2 separate regions of the Homo sapiens genome follow, and region 1 is linked to region 2. Evidence: read pairs that join two places in POLR2A ChIA-PET (ENCODE). Cell type or tissue: PC-9. All regions are shown on one strand. Links, peaks and the distances in the headings refer to the core of each region. The heading gives the core; the rest is flanking DNA.

The links. ChIA-PET counts read pairs that join two places held together with the same protein. Peaks named below come from ENCODE experiments on the same cell type or tissue, not always from the same donor. Only the 100,000 strongest peaks of a DNase experiment are listed, where the experiment ranks them.
Region 1: POLR2A ChIA-PET joins it to region 2 with 6 read pairs; 2 of 35 experiments call an interaction of 5 or more read pairs at or near these places.

Annotation. Positions count from the first base shown.
Region 1 is chr10:114,502,870-114,508,335 of GRCh38, forward strand. All of the region lies in intron 6 of ABLIM1 (actin binding LIM protein 1), which reads right to left. Among named protein-coding and RNA genes, the nearest start is that of AFAP1L2, 100 kb to the left of the region's middle. RefSeq lists a silencer at 4,501-4,795. In PC-9, for the core only: no CTCF peak of the experiment used is centred there; DNase peaks (open chromatin) are centred at 2,522 and 4,742; H3K27ac peaks cover 4,093 bases.
Region 2 is chr10:114,854,373-114,859,838 of GRCh38, forward strand. It overlaps FHIP2A (FHF complex subunit HOOK interacting protein 2A), which reads left to right. Exons shown (of 17, transcript NM_020940.4): 14 at 825-968. Among named protein-coding and RNA genes, the nearest start is that of FHIP2A, 35 kb to the left of the region's middle. In PC-9, for the core only: no CTCF peak of the experiment used is centred there; a DNase peak (open chromatin) is centred at 2,429; H3K4me3 peaks cover 718 bases; H3K27ac peaks cover 3,382 bases.

The sequences.
Region 1 (5,466 bases), core at 255-5,254, 350 kb before region 2:
AAAAAAGAAAAGAACATTATCTGCACTAAGAAACCCCCTTGTGTCCTCTTCCAATGATGACTATGCCTTCCAATCACTATGTTGACTTCTAACCCCACATGCTAGCTTTGCCTGTTTTCAGTTTCCATCAATAGAAGCAAATATGTCTGACTTCTTTCACTCAACACTTTGTGAGAATTATCCATGTTAGTGTGTGTAGTCATACTTCACTAAATCTCAATTCCTTTGTGGAAATATACTAGATTTTATTTATCCATTCTACTATTGATGGGCATTTGGGTAACTTAAAAATTTTGGCTGCTTTTCTGGGCATGGTGCCTCATGCCTTGGCAGCAATTTGGGAGGCCGAGGCAGGTGGATCGCTTGAGCCCAGAAGTTCAAGACTGGCCTGGGTAACACGGTAAAACCCCATCTCTATAAAAAATACAAAAATTAGCCAGGCATAATGGTACATGCCTGTAGTCCCAGCTAATTGGTAGGCTGAAGTGAGAGGATTGCTTGAGCCTGGGAGGTCAAGGCTGCAGTGAGCCGTGATCATGCCACCGCCCTCCAGCCTGGAACAGAAAGAGATGTCTCCGAAAAAAAAGAAAAAAAATTGGTTTTGGCTGTACTGAATAGTGTTGCTATGAAAATTCCTGCCCATGTCTTTTGGTAAATTATATACATATTTCAGTTGTATATATATACATATATATGCATGGGAATAGAGAGTATGTGGCAAGGTCATAGGATATGTTTATGTTTCGCTTCAGTAGCTACTGCCAAACCATGGTCCAAAGTGGTTTTTGCTTTGTATTACAATTTTAATCCAAGAGGAATTTAAAGGAATTAAGTAAGAAGAATCATATTAACAGCACTTTGCCAAATGGATTCTCAAAGTGTTTTTCTAACCTCTGTGAAGTGAATGATCTTTATAAAATGGTCTCTAAGTAAAAGCTGTGCAGTTTAATCTCATCAGGTATCCATTATTCTAGGACCTCCAGAGTGCCACTGAACAATTTTCAATCCTCCTTTCATCTTCATCCTTCTGTTGCTGGTATCCTTTGAACTGATGGAGAGACATGGATGGCATGCGAATAACCTCCATATTTAATTCCTAAATTGACCTGATATTAGCAAGCAAGGGTTGACATTGCAATAGTTGGATAACTTTCTGTAAGTGTTTGTCATGAAGCCTCAAAATTGGCTTCTTCTAGTCAGGACCAAGGCTCACTGAAAACACAAAAAAATTGGGTTTAGAAGTTTGAGGACTTTGGCGGTGGTTACCAAACGATCAACTTTTTCCTCTCCTGATTGAGCTTAAATATTTCTTCCCTTATCAATTACTTTTGTTAACAATACCCTTTGTACTTGTTCTGTAGTTGAATGTTTAGAAAGTATGTTCACATTTAATCCATCCAACACTTGGTGGGCGCCTGTTATTCTTATGCCTGTCTGTGGGCTAAGAAAAGTCTCCAAAGTTACAGAGCTAGAGTTCAAATCTAAGGTTTTCTCCTAAGTCCATTCCCCACTCCCCCAACATCCTGCTACATGTTAAGGCTCAGAAGAACTAGAAATTACTTTAGTCGTTTGGACAGTTTAAAGTAAGTATTCTTTTTTTCCTTCCATAAATTATCATGAGGGAATACAGAAGCTAACCGCCTGGTAAGATCCAGTGGATCTTCCTAAGGCCATCCCTTGAAAAATAGCAAGTCACTTTAAGTGATGATAATTTGAAAATGTGGCCAGGAAAACGATTCTGGTCCCTGGGACCAGAAACAATGGTTTGTTTGATTTTTGACGTGTTATAAGGGCTACCCCAGTTTCTGCATGTACATCAAGAATGATAAAAAGGGGGAGGTCTGATCAATCTGTTAGGCTGGACTGAACTTTCAGGATGACTGGATATACCTGGACTTAGCTGTTTATATGCCCCAATGCTATGTACTTTCTGAAAAATCCTCAGACCATGAAAAGCTACATGTTCCATAATGTTAAAAGGGTATAAAGTAGTGGTTCTGCCTAGCTTGCAAGGTTGCTGTGTAGATAAGAGAAATGTTAATTCTTTATAAATTCACTTTGAGTCATATGACATGGAGAGAGGATGAAGTAGGTTGCAAAACACCAGATGACTCTAAGCCATTTTCTTTCCAAACACTTACCTAGAATTCTAAAGGGGTATCTTCAGGAAGTTGGACCCCAGAGGGAGAGACCCCAAATCCAATGGAATGTGACATTGAGCAGGCTATTAAGTCGGCTGGTGCTGCTCAGCGTGTGGTAAAAAATATTAGCATAGTTCCAGGGAAGGAACAATGAGAAATTCATCATGCTTCTGGCTTCAGACAACTGCTTTCCAAACTCAGACACTGCCCTAACACTCAAGGTCAAAGGTTTCACATCCTTTCCTTTCTTAACACCAGAAGATAAATATTTGCCTTCAAGTTCAACACTCTTGAAATCTAACTCCAATTGGATAATTTTTGTCTCTTGTGCAAGGGCAAAAACTTAAGGTTTCTTCTTACTCATGACCTCATTCCTGGCCTCCTTTCCAACACAATAGCATGTTGGAGTCAGGAATGCACAATAACAGCAATCCAAAGAATCGCTCCCATGCCAGCTGCTCTGAGGGAATCAGTTCTCAATACACATCTCCTAGTTGCCAAATAGTACAATTAAGTGCATTTGGTGGGAAGGAATAGGGCAGTATCAGATAACATAACAAGTGCCCTTTATTTAATATCTTAGTCATGACTTTGTAAGTTGCAATAAGCATTCAGAAGCCAGGCTTTTTAAGTTAAAAATGTTTAAACTTGTTTTACAGTATGCAGCAAATGGCTGATCCCAATTCAGTGGGATTCTAGTTTGTCAACTGCTTTTCGTCACCATATTGCTATCTCTAAAGTACATTCCAGCTCTGTGATAGCTCTCCTTCCCCCATGAATTATAAATATTTTCCCATCCCACCCTGCTCTTATTTCCTTCCTCAGTATTTCTATTCTTAAAAAGGTCTTGTTTTCTCTTGACTTTTATTTTAGGTCCAAGGGGTACATGTGCAGGTTTGTCACATAGGTAAATTGCATGTTGCTGAGGTCTGGTGTATGAATGATCCCATCACCCAGGTAGTAAGCATAGTAACTGATGGGTAGTTTTTCAACCCACTTCCCCTGTCACCATCTCCCCTCCAGTAGTCCCTAATGTCTACTGTTCCCACCTTTGTGTCCATGTGTATTCAATGTTTAGCTCCTGCTCATAAGTGAGAACACGAGGTATTTTTCTGTTCCTGTATTAGTTCACCTAGGATAACAGCCTCCAGCAGCATCCATGTTGTTGCGAAGGACATGATTTTGTTCCGTTTTTGGCTGTGTAGTATTCCATGGTGTATAGATACCACATTTTCTTTATCCAGTCCACCATGAATGGGCACCTAGGTTGACTGCATGTCTTTGCTATTGTGAACAGTGCTGCAAAGAACATACAAGTGCATGTGTCTTTTTGATAGAATGATTTATTTTTCTTTGGGTATATACCCAGTAGTGGGATTGCTGGGTCAAATGGTAGCTCTGTTTTAAGTTCTTTAAGGAATCTACATGCTGCTTTCTACAGTGGCTGAGCTAATTTATACTCCCACCAGCAGTGTATAAGCGTTCCCTTTTCTCCTCAACTTCACCAACATCTGTTTTCTGGCTTTTTAATAATAGCCATTCTGACTAGTGTGAGACGGTATCTCAGTGTGGTTTCCATTTGCATTTCTCTAATGATTAGTGATGATGAGCATTTTTTCATATATTTGTTGGCTGCAAATTGGCTTCTTTTGAGAAGTATCTGCCCAGTTTTAAATAGGGTTATTTATTTTTTAATTGTTTAAGTTTCTTACAGATTCTGGATATTAGACCTTTGCCAGATATACAATTTGTGAATATTTTCTCCCATTGTGTAGCTTGTCTGTTTACTCTGTCGATAGTTTCTTTTGCTGTGCAGAAGCTCTTTAATTTAATTAAGTCCCACTTGTCAATTTCTGGTTTGGCTGCAATGGTTCTAAAATAAATCTTAAAGGACTTCATGGGAGCTGGGTAGGAACCGGTGCTCTGTGGGTAGTTGATGCCTTAGCTTTGGAGTCTTGGGTGATCCTTTACAAGTTATTTCCACTAAAACCATTCCTCTGAGTTATCAAGACTGTTTTACAGATGGTTCAGCTCTATAGTACACTATCAGACTAAAAATATTTTTTCTTCCCCAGGGTTAGAGGAGCCTTCAGGGTGGGAATGAATATTGGAGCAGTCAGAAAAACACAGCTTGCTTTTAAAAACATCCTTGTCTGATTTCCTCTCCTATTGTGGCTGGACTTCATCTCCTTTAATAAACAACTATGCCTTCCAGCCTGGAATTTACCTAGCACAAATTCTGTGATTTCACTGGGAACAGTGAGGAGTGGTGTATCTAACAATCATTGAGTAGTGGTTCCAATCATGAAAAGGAAGCAAAAAACCGACTGAAAAATAAATCTGAAGAAGGAACGAAGACATATGAAAGAATTCAGGACCCCCAGGCTTGGCAATGCCCCAAATGAGAATATTTTTAAGGCAAGGCTTACACCTTTGGATGACAACCAAAGAATTTCTGTATCCCACAAAGAAAGAGACACACAATTCACATTCCAGACCTCTACATGCTGGGTGGGTGCCTGCCCTGCCCCAAGTCGTCTGGATTCTTCTGAAAGGGCAGGCCTCAGAGACCTGAGCCAGGATAAGCAGGGAGTGCTGTGCAAACGGGCACCCTGCCAGCCACACCTGCTGTACCAGGCGCCAGTCACAGTCAGGTGACAGGAGGGCCTGTTAGAGGAGATCTAGGGACCGTGCCATGGCTGGACACTGAGACTCAAGGGAGACAGCCCAACCCACTTATATCAACAGGTGATTTGTGAACTGTGGGTTCCACTGTGTACAGTCACATGGCTGTTGGGGTGACCCTCCAAGTGTTAGGCTGTGCAACCTAGGCTGATGAAAAGTCTGTGTTGTCCCTCAAGGCAGCAGACCCCCCTGAGTTCTGGAGTAAAGGCATCCAGGTACTCCAAGGCAAAGTCTGCTGACCTTAGTCTAAGTTAGCTGGTTCCTCTGACAACAGAAAGAAAGAAAAGCCCAGCTTCCCAGCCAAAGCAGCTGCTCTGCAAAGAAATGCTGGGGTACCTCTTGGGCCAGGCTTCCATCCCCGTTGCTCAGCAGTCTGGACTCAGAAACCCTTTACTGAGCCTTAAGGGCATTCAATTGAAATACCAGGCTTTGTTGCATTTCATGACATTACAAAATTTTTTTTCTACCTGAGTGGGACAAACGTATCACAAATTTACCCTGTTTAGGAGATGGCCCCAGTGATAAAGGAAGAACTTTCCAGGTCAAAGAGCCCTAGGATGAAGTCAGGAAACCTGGGTCCTAACTTGTGAAACCTTGGGCTGGGTTAATATCTCCATTTCTCAGGCGCCTTATTTGCAGG
Region 2 (5,466 bases), core at 278-5,277:
TTCCAGCTACTTGGGAGGCTGAGGCAGGAGAATCGCTTGAACCTGGGAGGCGGAGGTTGTGGTGAGCCGAGATTGTGCCATTGCACTCCATCCTGGGCAACAAGAGCAAAACTCCATCTCAAAAAAAAAAAGAATTCCTATTGTAGAAAAATGAAGAGAAAAAAAGACACAAAATACAAACCCTGATTATTTCATAGTTAGATTCAACAGACATAAAACTCTTCATAGTCAAATTGTTAGGAACGTTTTTAAGTGCTTGCTCTTGCTTTTTGTCCTCATCTCATTGTGGACGGTAGTGAACACTTTGAGGACCAGCACTGGTCGATGGACCACCTTTGAGTAGCACTGTTTGATCCTATCATAACATCATGCCTAGTGTGCTAGTTTGCATCCATTCTAGGAATGGCAGGCTTGTCTTCTCAAATAACATGTATCAGTTCATCTGTGGTATATACCATTTTAGAATAAATTTGAAAACTTGGCTAGGTCTGACTTTGCTTTTTAAATGTCCTCTAAATCGGTGATGAAAGTAACTAAAGAGTTAAATTCCTTTAAAGGAAAGAGCTGTTAGGGGTATTTTAGTAAAGTTAAAATATGTCTCTTTTTCATCAGCTTATATTGGTAGCAGCAGTTAATATAATCTTACCTGTGCCCCTAGTCACAGAAAGATCTGAGTCATCTCTTCCCCCTCTCCCTTGGCACCTGAAGCATAGCAGACATTCTGCATTCAAATGGTTTTTTATATGCCTATTTAATGAAATCATTTCTATTTCATCTTAATTTGTTTTTGTTCTTTAATGATTCACATGCTTTTTTCCCCCTAGTTCCGAGACTACTGTGCTATCTGCTTAAGATGGGAGTGGCCTGGGTCTCCAAAAGCATTGGAAAAGTGCAATTTAGAAGCTGCTTTCTTTGAAGGTCATTTTTTGAAAGTGCTGTTCGACAGAATGGGAAGAATTCTTGATCAGGTAATACATTTTAAAATACTAATTTTCATATTTTTTTTTGCCATTCACCACAGAATCATCTCAAGTCTTAGTAGATCTTCAATAAAGTACTTTTATTGTTTTCTTACTTTTTCCACTGGATGACTTTTTCATGAAGCTTGATTGCCAACAACTGGCAGATTTCTGATGCATTCTGTATGTTAAAAACATTTATTTGGCCTGACAGCTGCTTGTTTATTTTACTTCTCATGATAGGCCATTGTCTTAATATCCTTAACACATTTTGGAGATGATTAGGACTGCTTTTCTTTTATGACTTGCTTAGCCTTTTAGTTAGTACATTTAGTACAAATACAGATGCTCAATTTGGAAGACCTTAAATGTCATTTCAGATTGAATCTTGAACACTGGTCTCAGTAAAATCACAGAATAGTGTTAGATGAACCTGGCTCTTTAGACAAAGCTTGTAAACGATACTCATTTTCATAAGGGAGAGGTGAAATAGAAAAGGTTAATGTACTCCTTTAAAGGTGGATAAAAATCACCATCAGCTGATAAGTTGCTATGTACATCTCATCTGACTGTTAGGAGAAATAAATTTGGGATTATGGAATCCCTCCTTCCATCTCTCATTGGCTCATAAGCTTAGTGATGAGAGAGCTTTGAAATGCTTGACTCATTAGAATCTAAACCTGAAAGAACACAACTAGCATAGTACTTTCCTCAGTGTGGAAACTGAGTGGACCAATTTGGAATTAATTTTCAACTGTATGTTAAAGTACGTGTTCTTTTTTTAGCATTTTAGTTAAATATTTATGTGAGCATAGGGAGTTGTAAAAGAAATTTACTAAGTAGGCTGTCTTCAGTAACTAGAAAGTCAAATAAAGAAATTGTAATCTAAGAAGTATTTCACTATGTTAGAGTTTAGTCAGCGTTGTTTCTGACGGTAATCTCTATAAGAGACCAGGTCCTTTTTTTTTTCTTTTTTAACCTCTTAATAGCATTCGCTGTATTTCTAGTGTTGCTTGGTTGGTCGTTTTAAACCTGACAACCAAAGTATAAAAATCTGGCTATTAATAGGTATTGTGGCCTCACCTCATGGCTGTGTAAACCTCCTGGGTAGCCAGGATGCATCAGTTTATTGTGGTTTGTTTTTTGTTTTTGTTTTTGAGCCAGTTTGCTAGGCGTAGTTTAAATCAAGCTTGTTGCTTGATTAAGCTAACAAGCAAGAGGTAATAACAATGAGTATCAAGACAGTAATGTTTAGGAATTTTGACCGAAAGTACTAAAAAGGAATCTAAATTTTAAAAAGTAGTTTCTGAATTGAAAGATCTACCCTGAATCTTCAACCTTGAGCACTTTTTCTCTAGTTTGTGGAGTGCTGGCACAAAAGGATACATTGAAAACAGAATATCTGAAATACTTAAAATACTTTTCAATTTCACCAGATAGCACTTCATAGCACAGCGCTGATTCATAGACTGTTTCAGTCATTCTTCCTGTAACCGTGTATCATAGGCAAGAGAGATTTCTAGTATTATTTTACAAATGAGGAATCTTTGGTTTCAGTTATGTGACTTACAGCTGGTAAGCTATGGAGCCCCGTCTGAAACCTTTTATCTTTAAAACTCTTGAGCCGGGTGCAACTGTAGTCCCAGCTACTCAGGAGTCTGAGGCAGGAGGATTGCTTGACCCCAGGAGTTCAAGGCTGTAGGGCGCTATGATTGTGCCTAAGGATAGCCACTGCACACTAGCCTAGGCAACATAGTGAGACCCCGTCTCTAAAACAAAATTAAAACACAAACAAAAAAAAAACCCTTGATTTTCAAAGCCTTTTGGGTAAGAACGTGGTATAGTCTGATCTCAGAGATAAAACACAAGTCCTAGAAAGCTAAGCATTTTTGGCCTAGTTTTACTTTCTTTCCTAAACATTTTTGCCGGAAGTGATACTTGCTTGTAGTTTCTTTTTTTTCTTTCTCTCCCTATTTCTTCTTCTTTTTTTTTTTTCTGAGACCGAGTCTCGCTCTGTCACCCAGGCTGGAATGCAGTGGTGTGATCTTGGCTCATTGCAACCTCTCCCTCCCGGCTCAAGCGATTCTCCCGTCTCAGCGTCCTGAGTAGCTGGGATCACAGGTGCACACCACCACGCCTGGCAAATTTTTGTATTTTTAATAGAGATGGGGTTTCACCATATTGCTCAGGCTGGTCTTGAACTCCTGACCTCAGGTGATCCACCTGCCTCGGCCTCCCAAAGTCCTGGGATTACAGGCATGAACCACCACGCCTGGCCTTCTTCTTTCTTCTTTTTTCTTTTTCTTTTGTTTTTCTCTTTGCAGGGCATTTTCTTAGTATAGATTCCTAATAGGGTCTAGGTAACTTGACTGAGATTAAAAATTTAATATGAATAGTTTGGCAAGTGGCTAATGTCTTCATGCATAATTGAGAACTTACAGTATCAAGTATTCATAACACTATTGTGTTATCACAATGCTAATTTGAAAAAATTCATAATACAAACATTTACTATTGTTTGTAACGGTGGTGATTTTAAAAAGATAGTAAAATACTAAAGCCCATAGCAGAATGTAAAGAACACTGGGAACATTGTAAGGAGGCCAAATCTTGTCCCTGCCCTGAGCATGATGAGTTTGAATTTGATCAAGTAACTTAGCTACTTGTCACATTTTCTAATTGTTAAAGTGAAGTTGATATTACTTTTTTAAGTCAAAGTTTATTATCTCAAAATTTGAGTTCAGTCCAAAAACATGGGCCAAGTCCATTTGTCATGTCAGAGAAATCTGGCTTGCTTTCCTTTCAGGTAAATACTGTATAAAGTATAAAATAAAGGGACCTCAAGTAATAGATATAAACACTTAACTACCAACAACTTCCAAAAAGGCTAGCTTGTTTTAAAGTTATTACCAATAGGAAGTAGAGACCATTTCAGAGTACAGTGAAACAAGTTTATCTTGTTGAAATTTATTTTCATTTTTACTACGTTGAGAAATAATCTGTGTCAGCCTTAAATTTCTTAAGCAACCTATGACCTACATTTATGTTAAAATAAACTACAAACCAAGGTAACACCACACAGAGAAAATACAAAGTCTAAATAGTAATGTATTTGTTTAAAGCCAAATTGTACTGATTTATTTATTTAAGCACCTGCAGATGGCGAAATTTAGTGACCTAAAAATCTTAACTACCTGCAGTGAAGAGTCATGTACAATTCTGGACTTAAGTTGTATTTTAAATTTTTTCTACTTTTTTTTTTTTTTTACTAAATGCATTCTTTTAAATTATTTTTTGTAAATGATTCCTTCATACCTAAAATACAATTTAATGTGAATTCATTGTTTATTATGAGTTGAGTCTCAGAGAAGGCTATTCTGTTGCAAATATTATCAAGGGAGGAGGAATGGAGAGAAGTTGGTTAATGAGTCCAAAAGTACAGTTAGAAGAAATAAGTTCTAGTATTCAGTAGTACAGTAGGGAAATTAGTTAACAAAAACGTATTGTATATTTCAAAGGAGCTAGAAGAGAACTGTGATGTTCCCAACACGAAGAAAAGATAAATGCTGGAGGTGATGGATGTCCCAGTTACCCTAATTTGGTCATTACACATTACACATTGTGAAATGTATCAAAATATCACATGGACCCCCCCCAAAATAGGTACAATTATGCTATATCAATAAAAAATACCCAAAGCCCCCAAGTATTACCAAGTAGGAGAATTTACTCTTAAACTATCCTTTACTGGGAATACATATTTCCTTTCAATTACCTTGCTTACAGCTAGGTTTTGAAAAAAAATAATAAATGACTTGGAGCAGTTTTTAATTCTTTAAAAAAATCCATGTTCATGAATCTAGTAGTAAGTTAGAAAGACTAAAATGGGCCTTACAGCATAGGACTTGAGAGTTTCTGTTTATGTAACAAAACATGTTCATCGTAGCGTCTGTAGCTGTGGTGATTTTCAAAAGATAGTAAAATGCCGAAGTCTGTAGCAGAACTGGCGTGTGCCCGAGCATTCTCCACTGAATGCCAGAGATTGACTTCCTCATTGCTATTCACTGTGATCAAGGCTTTGCAGGTTGTTCAGTGGCTGAGAGTGAAACATTCCGCTGTGCTGGCTGATGTTGCACTTGGTCCTGACTCCCTCTTCCCTCCACTGTGCTGCAGTGTCTGTCTCACTCTTGCCACCTGGGTTCTCTGCAGCCTCCTCACTGTAGTTAGTTTTGTTGCAACCAATCCGTTTCCTTTGGCTGCTTAGAAGAAGCAAACTGGAAGGGGTGAGAAGTTTCTATTGAAAGTTCTGAGCAAGTAGTAGCAACTCCTTGTGTAGTGTGCCTTTTGCTTTGTTGACATGACTCTGTAAAGCCCCTTTCTGTGAAGAATAAACAGACAATTAGAATTCAAGTAAAATCACGATATTACATGTAAAACAAGTGTGAGGAACTGTACACAGATATACAGTTGTTTGGAGAAAGTTAATACTCATGCAAGAAATGAGATG